2 separate regions of the Homo sapiens genome follow, and region 1 is linked to region 2. Evidence: chromatin contacts called from ENCODE Hi-C or POLR2A ChIA-PET data. All regions are on one chromosome and are shown on one strand. Each heading gives the region's core, a stretch centred on a gene start or an enhancer-like site at or near the end of the contact. The rest is flanking DNA. Distances are from core to core; before and after follow the strand shown.

Region 1 (4,436 bases), core at 1,857-4,356, 380 kb after region 2:
GAGCTCCAGCACACAACTCTGCACTGCTGTGGGCAGCTTGGACAGACAGTCACACATCAGAGCAGCAGAAGCCTTACCTTTCATCTCTGCTGTCATTAAAACACCTTTAAAGAGCCTTCACAAAGCCCAAACACTAAAACCTGTGTGGTTTCCTTTACAGGACAGAGACTGAGCTCTCCTCACAATGGCCAGGAACCATTCTCCCCAGTATCCCCTAGCAAACAAGCCCCCTCTACCAACTTGATCAGCCAAACCTGGTGTCAGGATACTGGGGGCGGGGTCTGGGTTGGTTGTAAATACTGCTTCGCCCCAGGAAAACTCAGCCACAGTTCCCCATTAGGAAAAGCCACCATCCACTTATGGTCTCCGTATTTTCTCCAGAACCAAGCAGATGGAGATATCTTTTCATCTCCTGGATGTGTCTCTCCCACATCTGTCACCCACATTTATGATCTACATCTACAGAACTGGAAATCCGGCCTGGGCAAGGCTGACAGGCTCCTGCTGGGTCTTCAGCAGACATGTGTCTAGAGGCCCCTGCCCTGCCTGGGCTGTTGCCATGTGGCAGGGAAAGCATAGCTGGCACTGAGGGAGGAAAGGGACCCGACTCTGGGGCATGTCACTGGCCCCCTGAGGGAACTCTCTGCAGAGCAGATGGTTCTGGAGGTGTCAACCTCTCCATAAGCCCAAGACAGCTCTTTCTGCATGCCATGTCAGGGAAGGAGGCCTCCCCAGTCAGTGAATTTTCCAGATAATCTTCCTGTTCAAAGCACTCAAAATTTTATTTTACCTTTTCATTCATGAAGTTGTACATTATACACTCACATCTTCTCAAAAAGACGAGGACATCAAACAGAAATTCACATCATAACCACCACTAATTGCTCTAAGAGCTGCTGAGACAGTAGATTTTTTGGTCCCCTCTTCCTTTGCTGTCAGATTGTCAGTGGTTTCACCATCAGCCATGGCTTGGGCTGTCAGAGCACCTACTTATCTCAGCTCCCCTACTCGGATCAGCTGCGTTGGATCTGCTCAGGTCTCAGAAATCAGATAATAACTAGTAATAGCCACCATTCACTGGGCACGATATGCATGTCAGACCTCCTGCTAAGTGCCTTCCATGCACTATTTCACTTAACCCTCTCAAGCACCCTGTCGGGTAAGAACTCTTATCTCCATTTTTCAGATGAGGAAACTGAGCTCAGAGTATAAATAAATGCCTTGCATAGGGACATGGAACTGGAAAGGAGCAAGGATGGTTCTTGGATCCAGTCTCTTTGATCCCAAGTCTGTGATTGCAATTGCCAGGTTATACCACCTTCTACCATATTACTCTGCCTTGGAATTATCTATTTGACAGCTGGGCCCTTTCCCCATCTCCTCTTCCCCATCCCTTCTCCCTGCCATGATGTAATTATAATGCCTATTCTCCCAACCAGGCTGTAAGATCCGTGAAAGTATGGGTTCTGTCCTTCTTGTGCACCCTGTAACTCCCCACGATGCATAGCACTGTAACTGGTATATAGACGGTGTATAATATGTAGATTCACTCCCTTCCCTTTCACTCATATTTTCTGGTTTCCATGCTCTCTTTGAAATTCTCTAAGTCTCTTTCCAGTGGCTGGGATTGACCAGGCTGTTCCTTGCTCTGACCCAGAACCACAGGAGTCCCTGTCCTCAGCTGTCCCTTCAGAGCAGTCTCTAAACTTCTGTCCACTTATGGTGTCAACCAGATGTCCCAAGGATCTTCAGGAATTACCCCAGTGGTGTTGCCTTGGGCTCTACGGCTAGCAGCCAATTCTAGGAGAGCAAGAGGACTGCCCCTCCTGGCTGGCACTACAGTTCTTTCATGAGATTGTGTGAGACCGGCCCGCCAAAATGGGGCTGGCATATTAATGTTTGGCAATAAGTTTTTTTTTCCCCTGGTAGGGGCCCCTCAGAAAAGGTTTGCCAGGTGTCCTGCATAACCTAGGGGAGGTGGTTGTGGCTATACTAACTCTAAAGGAAGACCCCACCACTAATGTTTATATTGATGAAATCTGATTAAAATGAGCACCACAGGTAGCCATAATCAACATGTAGAACAGCAGAGTTGGGGGAAGAGATGTCATGAGTTCCTGGGCTTTGGAGGCACCAGACCTGAGTTTAAATCCTGGGTTTGCCTTTTATGAGGTGGATGACACTGGCCAAATTCCCCTCCCTCTCACATATGGAGCAAAATGTGAGCACTTCAGTGCAGGAGCATTGTGGCAGTTTTTTAAAGGCCTCCATGCCTTTCCCTGGGTATTTAATGCTGACAACAGCTTTCATTAGAGCTCAGCATATCCAGTTTTATGAAACATGCAGTAAAGACTTTGTAAGAGTCCTTACCACTGGAAGATAAAGTGTCTTTATCTTCCACTTCAGCAAAGCTCCAGAACCTGGGACTGCCAAGGAGGATCTCATAATCCATGTCCTGTGTCTGGCCCACCAGTCCTGGAGCCCAACAAGAGGGCCTAGAAGGCATACTGACAGTGCGTAGTTCTAGTTTTCTTGAAAGAAAGCTATTTTTAATCCTAGCAGCAGTGGAAACTGCATAAATTAACATAATCTCAGCCTCACATACTACTTTCAGTATTTTTTTGTTTGTAAAAACATGCTTCATGATCAAAAGCCATGCCCAGTTTGTGTCTGGAGCTAGTTGCTATAGAGAGGGTGAGATATAGGGTCACTGCTGCATACTATAAATGGACAGCATGTTTTGAACTGTCACAACCCTCCACGGACCTCACTCTGCCCCTTGAGCTTCCCTGGGGAACAAAGGCTTTTTGAAAAAGATCTTTTTATTCCTGAAAGCTGATACTGGTAGCCAGGCAGGTGCTGGCAGGTCAGGCTGATGTTGCCCCCATACTGGGCAGATGGCAGCACATGGCACCAGGTAGACAGCCCCCAGCATTCTAGCTCCTTCCTCCCCGCAATGTCAGCCTCCCAACCTCCATTTGTTCTTCCCATCCTTGCATGTTATTTTTACCACGGGGAAAAAAAAAGTGATGCTATTTCTCTGCATTTTACCCTGAAACAGTCACACCAGCTCCCTTGAAAAAGCACCCACCAGATGGCTCTGGTCCCTTGGGCTCAGAGAAACTGCAAACCTCCTGGGCTGTCGGCAGGTTATTAAAATTTCATGCATCATGCAGGAGGAATGGTTTCAAACTCCTTGGTTCAGAATGGAGTTCAAGTTGTGGCTCTGATTTAGCTATATAATTCTTAGCAAGTGACTTGCTCTAAGCAAGGCCTTGCTGTGCCTGCATTTCATCCCATGTAAAACAGGGTGAATAATAGTGCTGATTTCACAGAAAGATTGGGAGGATTAATGAATCCAGTGCCTGGAACATAGTAGGTGCTCTGTAAGTATCAGTTGGAACTACTATTACCTCTGATATAGATCTTTGGGGGCTGAAAAGGAATTGTACAAAGGCCCTGCCTAGGATGCCAAGGGAAGAAAGCTGCTCGCAGGGAAATGCAGACTCTCTAGTACCACCCATTTTTCTGGCAGAGAGAGCCAGGGAGCGTGAGCAGGGGCCCGTGCTAAGCTCACTGCCATCCTGCAACTGGGAACACCTAGCTGCCTGGTCCCAGGCTTCACCCAAAGCCCATGGAGAAGCTTTATGTCTTCTGGAGTTGTTCACAGTGGGCCTGGCACGACAACTGCAGCTTATATTTAGTGAGTACCTACTATGTGATATGTCCTGGGCTCAGCACCTTACAGACCTTCTCTGATTTACTCCTCTCAACACTATTATCCTCATTTACAAATGAGAAAACTAAGAGTCGAGAAATGAAATGACTTGTTTAAGGTCACACAGCAAACAAATCTGAGGCTTGGCTCCAACTCTAGCTTGGCTGTCTGGAGAGTCCATGCTTGTAATAACTACATGCTACCTAGGTGGGCTGGAGGGCCCAGGGCTGCTTTTCACTGCCAGCCTGAGTGGAGGCTCATAGGCTTGACCCAGCCCTCCATGGCATACTTGGCTAAGAGAATGTGTTTCATGACTTTTTTGGGAATCTGGGTCTAGAAACTTGGAGTCCAGGCACTGCTGGTGTGAAGCCTAAGTTGAGACCCCAGCCCTTTCCATTGTATGTCTGTTGGGAGTTAGGGGAGGGATGCATGAACTTTTCCCATCCCTTCCTAACCCCAGGATCACTCACATCCCCACCTTCATTAGCCAAGTTTCTAAAAGTCTCTGTTAAAATGCCAATGTATGACCTGGAAGGAGGGAGATCTTAATCCAGTGTTGGCAACGAATGCTTGAGCATGAACTGCTTTACATCAGATTGAGGGTGAATAGGAAGGAAGGGGAAGCGGTTGTAGGAAAAGAGACCCTGGGTGGTTATGTTTAGGATAGCACACCCTGAAGGAAGGAATTGGCTGGCACAGGCCTTCTCAAAACTAACCC
Region 2 (4,604 bases), core at 1,592-4,091:
ATATTTTTAGTAGAGACGGTGTTTCACCATGTTAGCCAGGATGGTCTCGATCTCCTGACCTCGATCCACCCGCCTTGGCCTCTCAAAGTGCTGGGATTACAGGTGTGAGCCACCCCAGCCTGGGTGCTTCTTAAAGGGCCTTTATTGTTTTAGCAACAGCCGAATAAATAAGAAGCTTAAACAGTGTGAAAGACTTAGCTCATCTCAATGGCCATGGGACTCATATTCAGGCCTCCTCCCCTCTGTGAGTCCCTCCTGCCCTCAGACCTCTCCCTGTTTACCCTATCATTTGCCTTGGGCTTCTGGTCCTTAGCAATCTCTTCCTCTGCTCTGCTATCGGTAGGAGAGATCAAAGTAATAGGATAGTAGGTAATAGAGGTGGCATCCCAAATCAGAGGGCAAAGTGTTGTATAGAGACAGTAGGTATAAGAACATTTAAGGGGAAAAATCAATTCTTAATCTGTTATCTAATACCAGAAAAAAATTTCAGAGGAGAAGTTTTTAGTGAAAAACTAAAACCATGGAAGAAAATATTGGCAAAAATGGCCCAGTCATTTGGGTCCAGCCTTCCAAAGCAAGGCTGGATTTAGTCACCTTTGTATTTCCAGAGGCTCTGCATCATACCCAACACACAGTAAGTGCTAAAGGAATGCTGAGCTGCTCTGGTGGCTGAGGACTCACCAGCGGGTCACCTTCAGCATCACTGGGGGGCATCTGCTTGCTTGTCGATCCCTCCCGAGGCATGGAGTAGCCGTCGAAGCCGACATCCTCAGGCCGTAACTGCAGCAGGGGAGGCCACTCGTGCTGTTGTGGGCTGGCTGCCCATGGATATGTGTCCATCACCCACTTGGCAGGATCCTCCCAGGGGGCGCGCCTTCCATAGAGCTGAAAACAGGCAAAGAAGGAACAGTCTGGAAGTGGCCCAGATCTCTCTCGTAGCCCCAGTTTTGCAGCTTTCTGAAAAACTCCCCAAATCCAGCATCATGCCTTCCCTGATGGAGTAATTCCACTTCTATTCCATGCTCAGGAAGTCATCCAAGATGCAGACAGTTCGAGGTGCTAAGGCTGAAGGCAGCATGACCCAGTGGTCTAGAATACAGGCTTTGGAGTCAGGCTGATCTAGGTTCATGTCTCAGCTCTGCCACTGACTCACCGTGTGACCCTAAACTCTGAGCCTTGATAATCCAATTTGAAAAACTGGCTTTTGGGGAAAAACAATGACCTGATTTGAAGCATTTGCCAACATCCATGGTACAATCCCACCATGACTGACTTCAAACCACTGACATGATGTCACTGGATGTGGAGTTGGAAAAAGGTGCTATCAGCTTTCAAGAGCCAGCTCTAGTACTCCATTTGGTGCATCTACCCAAAGAATACTGCCTACATACCTTGGGTTCTGGGCACCAACACTGCAGGCAGAGGTCACAATGGCCCTGGCTTAATATTTACTTTGATTTTGTATTGAGACAAGGTTTTGCAATGTTGCTCAGGCTGGAGTATAGTGGCATGATCATGCTCCCTGTGGCCTCAATCTCCCGGGCTCAAGTGATGCTCCTGCCTCAGCCTCCCAAGTAGCTGAGACTACTTGTGTGCCACCATGTCTGGCTAATTTTTAAAACATTTTTTTTTAAGAGATGGGATCTCTCTATATTGCCCAGGCTGGTCTTGAACTTCTGGGCTCAAACAATCCTCGTGCCTTGGTCTCCCAAAGGTCTGGGATTATAGGTGTGAGCCACTGTGCTGGGCTGGTCCTGGCTCAATAAAACCCCGTTTCTTGAAATGGGTCTGACTCTTACAGCCCCTATATAGAAGTGCTACTCCTTTTCAAAACAGCAAATTGCTAACAGAGGTTGCACATAGGCAGTGAAATTATGAGGGCTTCTCTCTTGTCATGTATTTCTCAAAATTCCATAATAGCTAATTGGCTCTTAAAACAGTAAACTATATTATCACTTAATTTTATGGTAAGATCAACACCATGCCTCCAAGCTCCTTTTCTTAAGCCTCAATTATCTAATGGTAAAATGATTTTAGTGACCATTACTAGCAATTTCAAGAAATACATACATTCTTTGAAGAACAGAAACCTAGACTGGCCCAACACGAGGCTCTGTATATTACACAGCTAGGTATAGGCTTTATATTTTTCTCCTTTAACACCACCACATCTTCCAGCTGACTTTGTGCCAGGTACCGTGAGAAATGCTTTACGAATACCTTGCTTAACCACCGTGCAACTCCAAGAGGAAGTACTAATATCCGTGATTTACAGATGAGGAAATAGGCCCAGGGAGGAGAGAAGCCAGAATTGGAAACTAAGTATGTTCAATTCCACGGCCCACTAGTTTGGCCCACTTGGTCCATGTGGCAGGACATGCTCACAGCCAGGGCAGTGTCACCTGTAGTTCTGCAGAGAGGACTCTGCAGGGGGCCTTAGAGCACAGAGACTAAAGAGTCCTGTGGGCCACCACGGCTGCAGTGTGTCTCTAGGGTGGCCACGGCTGTCTGTCTGTCTGTCTGCTCTCCCTGCCCTCCCGCGAATCCTGCCGTGGAGAGGGTACAGAGAGCAAGGTGCTGACAACAGTGTGAAGCTGAGCTCTGAACCAACAAAACCACGTCTTTCCAAGGGGAAGGAGCTGGGGCCACCTAGCCCCACCCCCTCATTTACCAGATGGGCCAATCAAGGCCTGAAGAGCAGAGCCCGCTGAGAAAGGCTGTCAGGCAGAGCCCGATTTGAACCTAGAACCTCAGCTTCCTTTGCCAGGCCTTTTTCCTCTCCACCCCTCCTGACTGACACCACCTTGAACAACTCTGAGTCATGTGAGCCACGTGACTCAGCCAGACCCAGAGCAGGGAGACGCGGAGCAGGCTGTTGGCCAGATATCAGTGTGACAGCCTGCTGGGCTCATTGTCCCTGCCAGCAGTGCCCATACTCCCATGACTGTCTGTGCCATCTGGGACCTCTAGCTATGATTTCTGTCAGGGAAGCTGCCCACCCTGCCCCTTCTCAGATGGGCCCATCTCTCTGTATTCGTGGCTATCACCCCCTCTGCTTAAGTCATGCAGCCTCCTATGACTCATTGCCTTCCCAGACACCAGCACTCCTCCCGTCCTGCGCTCTGGCCCAGTCTGTTGCTAAGTCTTCCTTAACCTGGGGCAGGAGTGAGTCTCAGGCCTAGGAGCTCAGTCTGGCATTTGAAAAGCAATTATTGTGTGAGCAGGAAGGAATCGTGTGAGGGGCATGAGTTTGTGTGTATGTGGGCATGTGTCTCAGGGCAGAAGAGAATGCAAAAGTGGGATATTTGGAGCAGAAGAAGGCTGCTCCACATTAGAACCATTTGTGCAATTTTGAGAAGTTTCTCCCTCTGAGGTCTTTCCCTGTGGAAACTGGGCTGCATTTCCCAAGCCAGACCTCACATGAGGCTGAACCAAACCCTCACAGCTACTGCTTCTGTGACAGCTACTGCTTCTGTCTCCACTCTACAGCCTGGATGAGGACATGCTCAGGGCTGCAGAATCACAGAGGCTAGAACTCCTGGAGCTGAACATGTCCTCAGAGATTATCTGGCACCATGGTTTTCAAACATTTGCTCTTCATCTCTGGTCCTCAACTGAGTAGACTGGGGAACTTTTGGGCTTCATAGAAACCAGCCTGAAAAAACACTCTTCTAGTCCAAACTTGTCAATTTATAGATGGAGAACCCAAGGCCAAGAGACGGGAGACCTGTCTGGGGTCTCAGAGCAGGCTGGATAATCCGATAAATGGCCCCACACTGACTCTGCACTGTTCCTGTTCCCTGCAGGCACCAAGCCTGCCCTGGGCACAGAGAAAGGCCTTTTGAGTTACCCTGCAGACTTTAGACACTTTGGCAAGTGTTTCCAATGACAGCTCCAAAGGGAAGCAGGGCTCAGGACTGAGTCATAAGACAAATGCACATTAGGTACATGTTAACATCATCTGCAAGAACAGAAAATATTTTTACAAGCCTCCTCACTTGTCACTGGACATGTTCAAGTCTGGGTGATGAATGGCTGGGTAAGTACTGTGGTAAGCAAAGGAAACATCATAAAGCTCCTCAGCTCCACTGCAGGCCCCGAGGGCAGCAGCAGAGACATCTGGACAGACAGACACAGAGGGGAGGACATTCACTTTCCCTAAGGCAGGAGAAGGAACCTGGCATCCCCACTGGGTCAGGAAAAATGGGAGCAGGACAACAGGGAGCTGAGACATTGAAAACTAAAACCTGGGCCACTGTGAGCCTTCTGACTGTGGGATGCAGGGGGCTCCTGGGAGGGTGTGCACATCACAGAAGGATGCATCGGCTGCACATTCAGGAAGGTCCTCCAAGCAGTTCCACAAGTGCATCTGCACTTACACGCCCTTGCAGTGCTACCTTATGCTCACTAGAGGGCGATATCATGTTTCCTCCTGGCACGGGTGTACCTGTGGGAGGGGCTACCTGGAAGCCATCCTCATCCCCTGATGACAGCAGGTCTCCTTACGTTCCCACCAAATCCATACTACCATGGGCAGCGCTCCATCCCAGCTCCTGGTGCACGGTAGCCCTGTCAGAACCCATTCTAGGGACTCCACCTGTTCT

The links. A loop is a pair of places that touch in the nucleus more often than their neighbours do. ChIA-PET counts read pairs that join two places held with the same protein, here RNA polymerase II (POLR2A). Pooled maps may share reads with other maps.
Region 1: a pooled map shows a loop between it and region 2 (2.8-fold over the local background). The contact joins two enhancer-like sites. A Hi-C loop is called at or near these places in 4 of 168 maps with a recorded cell type or tissue (IMR-90, PC-9, aorta and 1 more) and 7 of 50 pooled maps. POLR2A ChIA-PET finds 5 or more read pairs at or near these places in 1 of 52 experiments (Panc1).

Annotation. Positions count from the first base shown.
Region 1 is chr11:19,734,406-19,738,841 of GRCh38, reverse strand. The region is part of intron 1 of NAV2 (neuron navigator 2); the gene reads right to left. Among named protein-coding and RNA genes, the nearest start is that of LEISA1, 22 kb to the right of the region's middle. Within about 2 kb of position 3,106, at least 3 of the 41 ENCODE cell types and tissues checked have a DNase peak (open chromatin) inside an H3K27ac peak, as active enhancers do.
Region 2 is chr11:20,110,873-20,115,476 of GRCh38, reverse strand. It overlaps NAV2 (neuron navigator 2), which reads right to left. Exons shown (of 38, transcript NM_145117.5): 37 at 682-885. Among named protein-coding and RNA genes, the nearest start is that of DBX1, 47 kb to the left of the region's middle. RefSeq lists enhancers at 299-798, 799-1,300, 2,105-3,004, 3,005-3,904. Within about 2 kb of position 2,841, at least 30 of the 41 ENCODE cell types and tissues checked have a DNase peak (open chromatin) inside an H3K27ac peak, as active enhancers do.